Linked DNA regions of Homo sapiens: region 2 is linked to region 1. A link is an interaction called in ENCODE POLR2A ChIA-PET data of the cell type or tissue named here. Cell type or tissue: endothelial cell of umbilical vein. All regions are shown on one strand. Region 1 overlaps ATP1B3 (ATPase Na+/K+ transporting subunit beta 3). Region 2 has its middle 51 kb from the start of RNF7.

Evidence for each region. ChIA-PET counts read pairs that join two places held together with the same protein. Peaks named below come from ENCODE experiments on the same cell type or tissue, not always from the same donor. Only the 100,000 strongest peaks of a DNase experiment are listed, where the experiment ranks them.
Region 2: POLR2A ChIA-PET joins it to region 1 with 5 read pairs; 3 of 35 experiments call an interaction of 5 or more read pairs at or near these places.

What each region holds. Positions count from the first base shown.
Region 1 is chr3:141,907,496-141,909,995 of GRCh38, forward strand. The region is part of intron 3 of ATP1B3 (ATPase Na+/K+ transporting subunit beta 3); the gene reads left to right. Among named protein-coding and RNA genes, the nearest start is that of ATP1B3, 32 kb to the left of the region's middle. In endothelial cell of umbilical vein, no CTCF peak of the experiment used is centred here; no DNase peak of the experiment used is centred here.
Region 2 is chr3:141,685,850-141,688,349 of GRCh38, forward strand. It overlaps the pseudogene LRRC78P. Among named protein-coding and RNA genes, the nearest start is that of RNF7, 51 kb to the right of the region's middle. RefSeq lists an enhancer at 797-1,006. In endothelial cell of umbilical vein, no CTCF peak of the experiment used is centred here; a DNase peak (open chromatin) is centred at 1,132; H3K4me3 peaks cover 292 bases; H3K27ac peaks cover 551 bases.

The DNA of each region.
Region 1 (2,500 bases):
CTGGGCGTGGTAGCACGCGCCTGTAATTCCAGCTACTCGGGAGGCTGAGGCAGAATAATCGCTTGAGCCTGGGAGGCAAAGGTTGCAGTGAGCCAAGTTTGCGCCATTGCACTCCAGCCTTGGCAACAAGAGCGAAACTCCGTCTCAAAAAAAAAAAAAGAGTCCCAAGTTGTGATTACATTTAGACACATCATTCTTAGAATGTGTATTACCTTCTATTTCCTTCTGTTAAGCAGACAACTGAGCAAGTGCATTTTATAATTACTTGTGAGACTGTTCTAACTATAGAAAGACACAGGGGCTTACTCATGGGTAGTAGATTTGATTTTTCTGTCTTATAATAAGGACACTAAATTTCTTGAAATGTAACATTTATTCTGCATTAAAACTAAATATTTTAATTAATAGAGCAAATCTATATTTTATGAAATAGTGTCTCTGAGGACTTGGATTTTTTTTTGCCATTTTATTTTATTTCTTTTTTTTTGTAGCTGATATACATTTATGTTGAATTTGAAATAGGTCAGTATAGTTATTGAGAAGGAAGAATCTTTTTTTTTGTGCCAGGCATTCTTTTTTTTTTTTTTTTTTTTTATTATACTTTAAGTTCTAGGGTACGTGTGCACAACGTGCAGGTTTCCAATGTAGTGCTTGCTTGGGGGATGGGAAATTATGTTTATTATTTTAAAGTTATGTCTGTGTCTGATTTTTAATACATCCGTTTTTCAAAGTTACCAGTTTGTAACGCTCTTTGATAGCCATCCTAGCCCAGTTTTTCCTCCTGTTTTGCTTGGCCGAGCCATTTATGTGAATGGTGTTAACAGTCACATGAGTAATCATCGAATGTCCTGGCCTGCTGGTTCATGATCAGCTCATCTCTTCCTCAGCCACAGACACCTGCAACTGCTCCCTAGAACATTACTTTATCTCATCTCCCACCCCGTCTTCCCTTTTATGTAGCTTAATTCCATGGTTGTTATTTCATTTTTACTTTTACTGGTGCTCTAAAATCCCAGACCTCTCAGTCTTCATGTCACACCCTGTGGGAGTACCCCACTCCTGGATAAAGCCATATAATTACTGGATGTAGCTCATCCTTCTGTGCCCCTGCCCCTGAGCAGATACTGAGCAGGACTAATTAGCACTGTGAGTACTTGAGCACCTCCCTCAAATGGACTTGCTTAACTGCCTGGTAATCCTATGGAATTTCTCTGGATAATTCTCTGAAAGGATTATTTCCAACTTTCACTCAAGCCTCTAACCCCTTACCTTTTTCCTTACAACTCACTCTCTTCATATAACCTGATTTCTTGCTTCAAGAGATAATAGAAGAACTCAGATGGGAGCTCCTCCAGTTTCCCCATTACCAGTAAAACAAATCTACAATGGCAGCCATTTTGTCTGTCACATTCTTCCTGCTCTGACTGGGGGCTGCCCTTCCTTTCACCTGAGGCCACCTGTGTCACTCCTGCTTTGGATCTCATCCTCTCTCAGTGTCTCAGAAACATACTGTGTACTCTCTCTTCTTGTGTGTATTTAGCCTTTCTGTCTGTATTGGATCCTTCCTGTCAACTTGAAAAAATCTTCAACTCTCTCCTATCTTAAACCAAAAGCTGCTTCTGATCCCACATTATCTACTAGCTGTCTTCCTAAGTCTCTTTTCCTTGACAGTTAAATATGTACTCATTATTTAAAAAAGACTTTTGTGAAAGTATTATCCGTGGTTTAATAGCTTTAAAAGGTCTGCAATGAAGTGTTCCCTGCCCTCCTCCCTTCCAGCAGAAGTCCTATTAATTTATTGACATATTTTTTGAGGGCCTGCTTTGTGGCAGGCACTCATTTGGGTTCCAGCAATGAACAGAAGAAAAATTCCTGTCTTTCTGGAGCTTAGACTCATGGTGAATTAGAAGATAGTACATCCTGAGGGGGAAAATAAAACAGAAAAAGGAGATAGGGTAAGTTGGGAAGGATTGTGGTTTTTACATGCAGAGTGGTCTGGGAAAGCCTTATGGAAAGGGAACCTTGAGGGAAGAGCTGAAGGAGGTGAAAGAACTAGCCCTGGAAATGTCCAGCACAGGAAGCAGTAGGTGCAAAGGCCCTGAGGCTTATGGTGCTGATGTGTTGAAGATTCATCAAGGAAGTGAGAGGGGCTGAATGGAGTGAGCCAGGGGAGAGCAGTAGGAGACTGAGGTTAGGGAGTTAAAGGAGATCCAGACTGTAGGTCCTTAGAACCCATTGTTAAGTTCTTTGGCTTTTACAGTGACCATGATGAGGGATTTTAAGCAGTGAACAATAACATGATCTAATTCAAATTTTTAAAGGATCCTGCAGGCTTCTCTTTGAAACTAGACTAGAAGGGGGGAATTGGGGAAGCCAGTTAGGCTATTACAATAATCTAGGTAAGTGGAGATGGTGGCTTGGCAAGGGAGAGAGCAATGAAGGTTGTGAAAAATAGTCTGATTCTGGACACATTTCTTTTTTCTTTCTTTCCTTTGTCTAT
Region 2 (2,500 bases), 220 kb before region 1:
TGTATTCTGCTCCCTTCCCCAGCGAGCTGTTCCTTGATGGCAATTACTTGGAATGTTCCGGAGCACTGGCTCTTCTCAGGCCCATAGCAGGCTTTGCGGAGACACAGGGGGAAGACCAGCCAGCCCCAGGCTCACCAGACACTGGAAATCCCCCTCAGCGGCTCCAAGGTAAGTGCTGAGGAACTTGGCACTAAAATCCTGTTGGTGCCACCTAAAAGGAGGACGCTTTGCTCTGTGATTAAAAGTGACCTTCTCAGTGGTCAAGTGTGATTCTTCTTCTTGAATATGTGTGGGAGACAAAATAATGGCTCCCAAAGATGTCTTTGCCCTAATCTTCAGAACCTGTGAATATGTCACTTCACATGGCAAAAGGGACTCTGCCTGTGTGAGTTAAGGATGAGAGAGGGAGATCATCTTGGATCATCCTCGTGGGTCCAGTGTAATCACGAGGATCATGATAGGAGGGAGGCAGGAGAGTCAGAGAAGATGTGACCATGGAAGCAGAGGTTAGAGTGATGTGAGGAAGGGGCCAGGAGCTGGGGTACGTAGGTGGCCTCTACAAGGTGGAAAAGGCAAGTAAACTAATTTTCCCCAGGGCCTTTAAAGGAATACAGCTCTGCTGACACCTTGACTTTCACCTTTAAGACCTATTTCAGAGTTCAGAACTCCAGAACTATAGGATCAGAAACTTGTATTGTTTTAAGGCACTAAGTGTGTGGTCATTTGCAACAGCAGCAATAGAAAACTACTATAGTGTGTTAATCAGATTCTTTAGGTTAAAAGTGAAAGCAACCAAACAGGATTAAAGACCAGTATGGGTTTATAGGCTGACATAACTGGGACATCCATGGGTACAGCTGTCTTCAAAGATGATCGAATTCAGGGGCTCAAAACACCCCACCAGGAGACCCAGAATTTGCTGCTCTTGACTCTACTTCCCTTCCAAGGGTTGGCCTTTCTCCCTCCGGCTGCAGCCAGGCTTTCTCCAAGCAGGAAAAGACAGCTGATGTGCCTGCCAACAGTCCCAGGGCTACATCATCATGACTGTAATCAAACAGAAAGTGAAAGCTTCTTTCTTCCAATGACTATGTGTCAAATCCCATACGGAGATTCTGATTGACCCTCCTTGGGTCACATACTGACCTCTTGGCCCAATCTCAGGTCAGAGCGAAATGTGATTGGCCAGGACGCATCCCACGCCCATCCTGGAGGGTAGAGCACTGTGACGGGCAGCCCTGCCAGCACCACTGGATTTGCAGTGGGGAATTGGCAGTCCCCCAAAGAGTAGGCAGATGGGAGGACAAATGCAGGACAGACAAGAACAACAGCTGCTTACTCCCCTGTAAATGGCTTTCCATAGCTGACATTTAACTTCAGCCGACAGCCACATATTAGACAGTAGGGTGAGGAGTAGATGGGAAAGAGAGGCTAAATCTGGCAACCCTATTCCATTCCCATCACGTGTGAACAAGGTTTCTCAGCATTTCAACTATAACAATGAAAAATGGAAATAGAATTGATGCTGAACTCTGCCTCATGCTAGCAGTAATATTCAATGAATACATGAATTCATTATAAAAACAAATAAATAAAACTGCACTATCCATCTCACTGAGCAATGCATTCAAAAAATTTATTTTTCTATGTAATTAGAATCAATTACATACTTCTAAAAATTGATGAAAAACTGGAGAAGAAACTTTTTTTTTTTTTTTGAGACAGGGTTTCACTCCATCACCCAGGCTGGTGTGCAGTGGTGTGATCTTGGCTCACCACAACCTCTGCCTCCCAGGTTCAAGCAGTTCTCCTGCCTCAGCCTCCGGAGTAGCTGAGATTATAGGTGCAGGCCACCATCATACCCAGCTAATTTTTGTATTTTTAGCAGAGACAGGGTTTCTCTACGCTGGCTGAGCTGGTCTCAAACTCCTGGATGGCAGCGATCCACCCATCTCAGCCTCCCAAAGTTGGGATTACAAGTGTGAGCCACCGCGCCCAGCCTGATCCCAAGAAATTTTGAAATTTGAGTATTTGTACATGTAACATTTTTATTACAAAGAAGTATAACAGGATTAGCTATAAAATCTTTTTTTTTTTTTTTTTTTTGAGATGGAGTCTTGCTCTGTCGCCCAGGCTGGAATGCAGTGGCATGATCTCGGCTCACTGCAAGCTCCACCTTCTGGGTTCACACCATTCTCCTGCCTCAGCCTCCCAAGTAGCTGGGACTACAGGCGCCCCCCACCACGCCAGGCTAATTTTTTGTATTTTTAGTAGAGATGGGGTTTCACCGTGTCAGCCAGGATGGTCTCGAGCTCCTGACCTCGTGATCCACCTACCTCGGCCTCCCAAAGTGCTGGGATTTCAGGCATGAGCCACCGCACCTGGCCTATAAAATACTTTTTAATACAAGATTTTACAGAATAAATAGAATGGAAATATATGTAAAACACAAGAAGAAAAGGGAATAATGTAAAAATGTCAATTGCTAAAGAAGAGTTTGCTC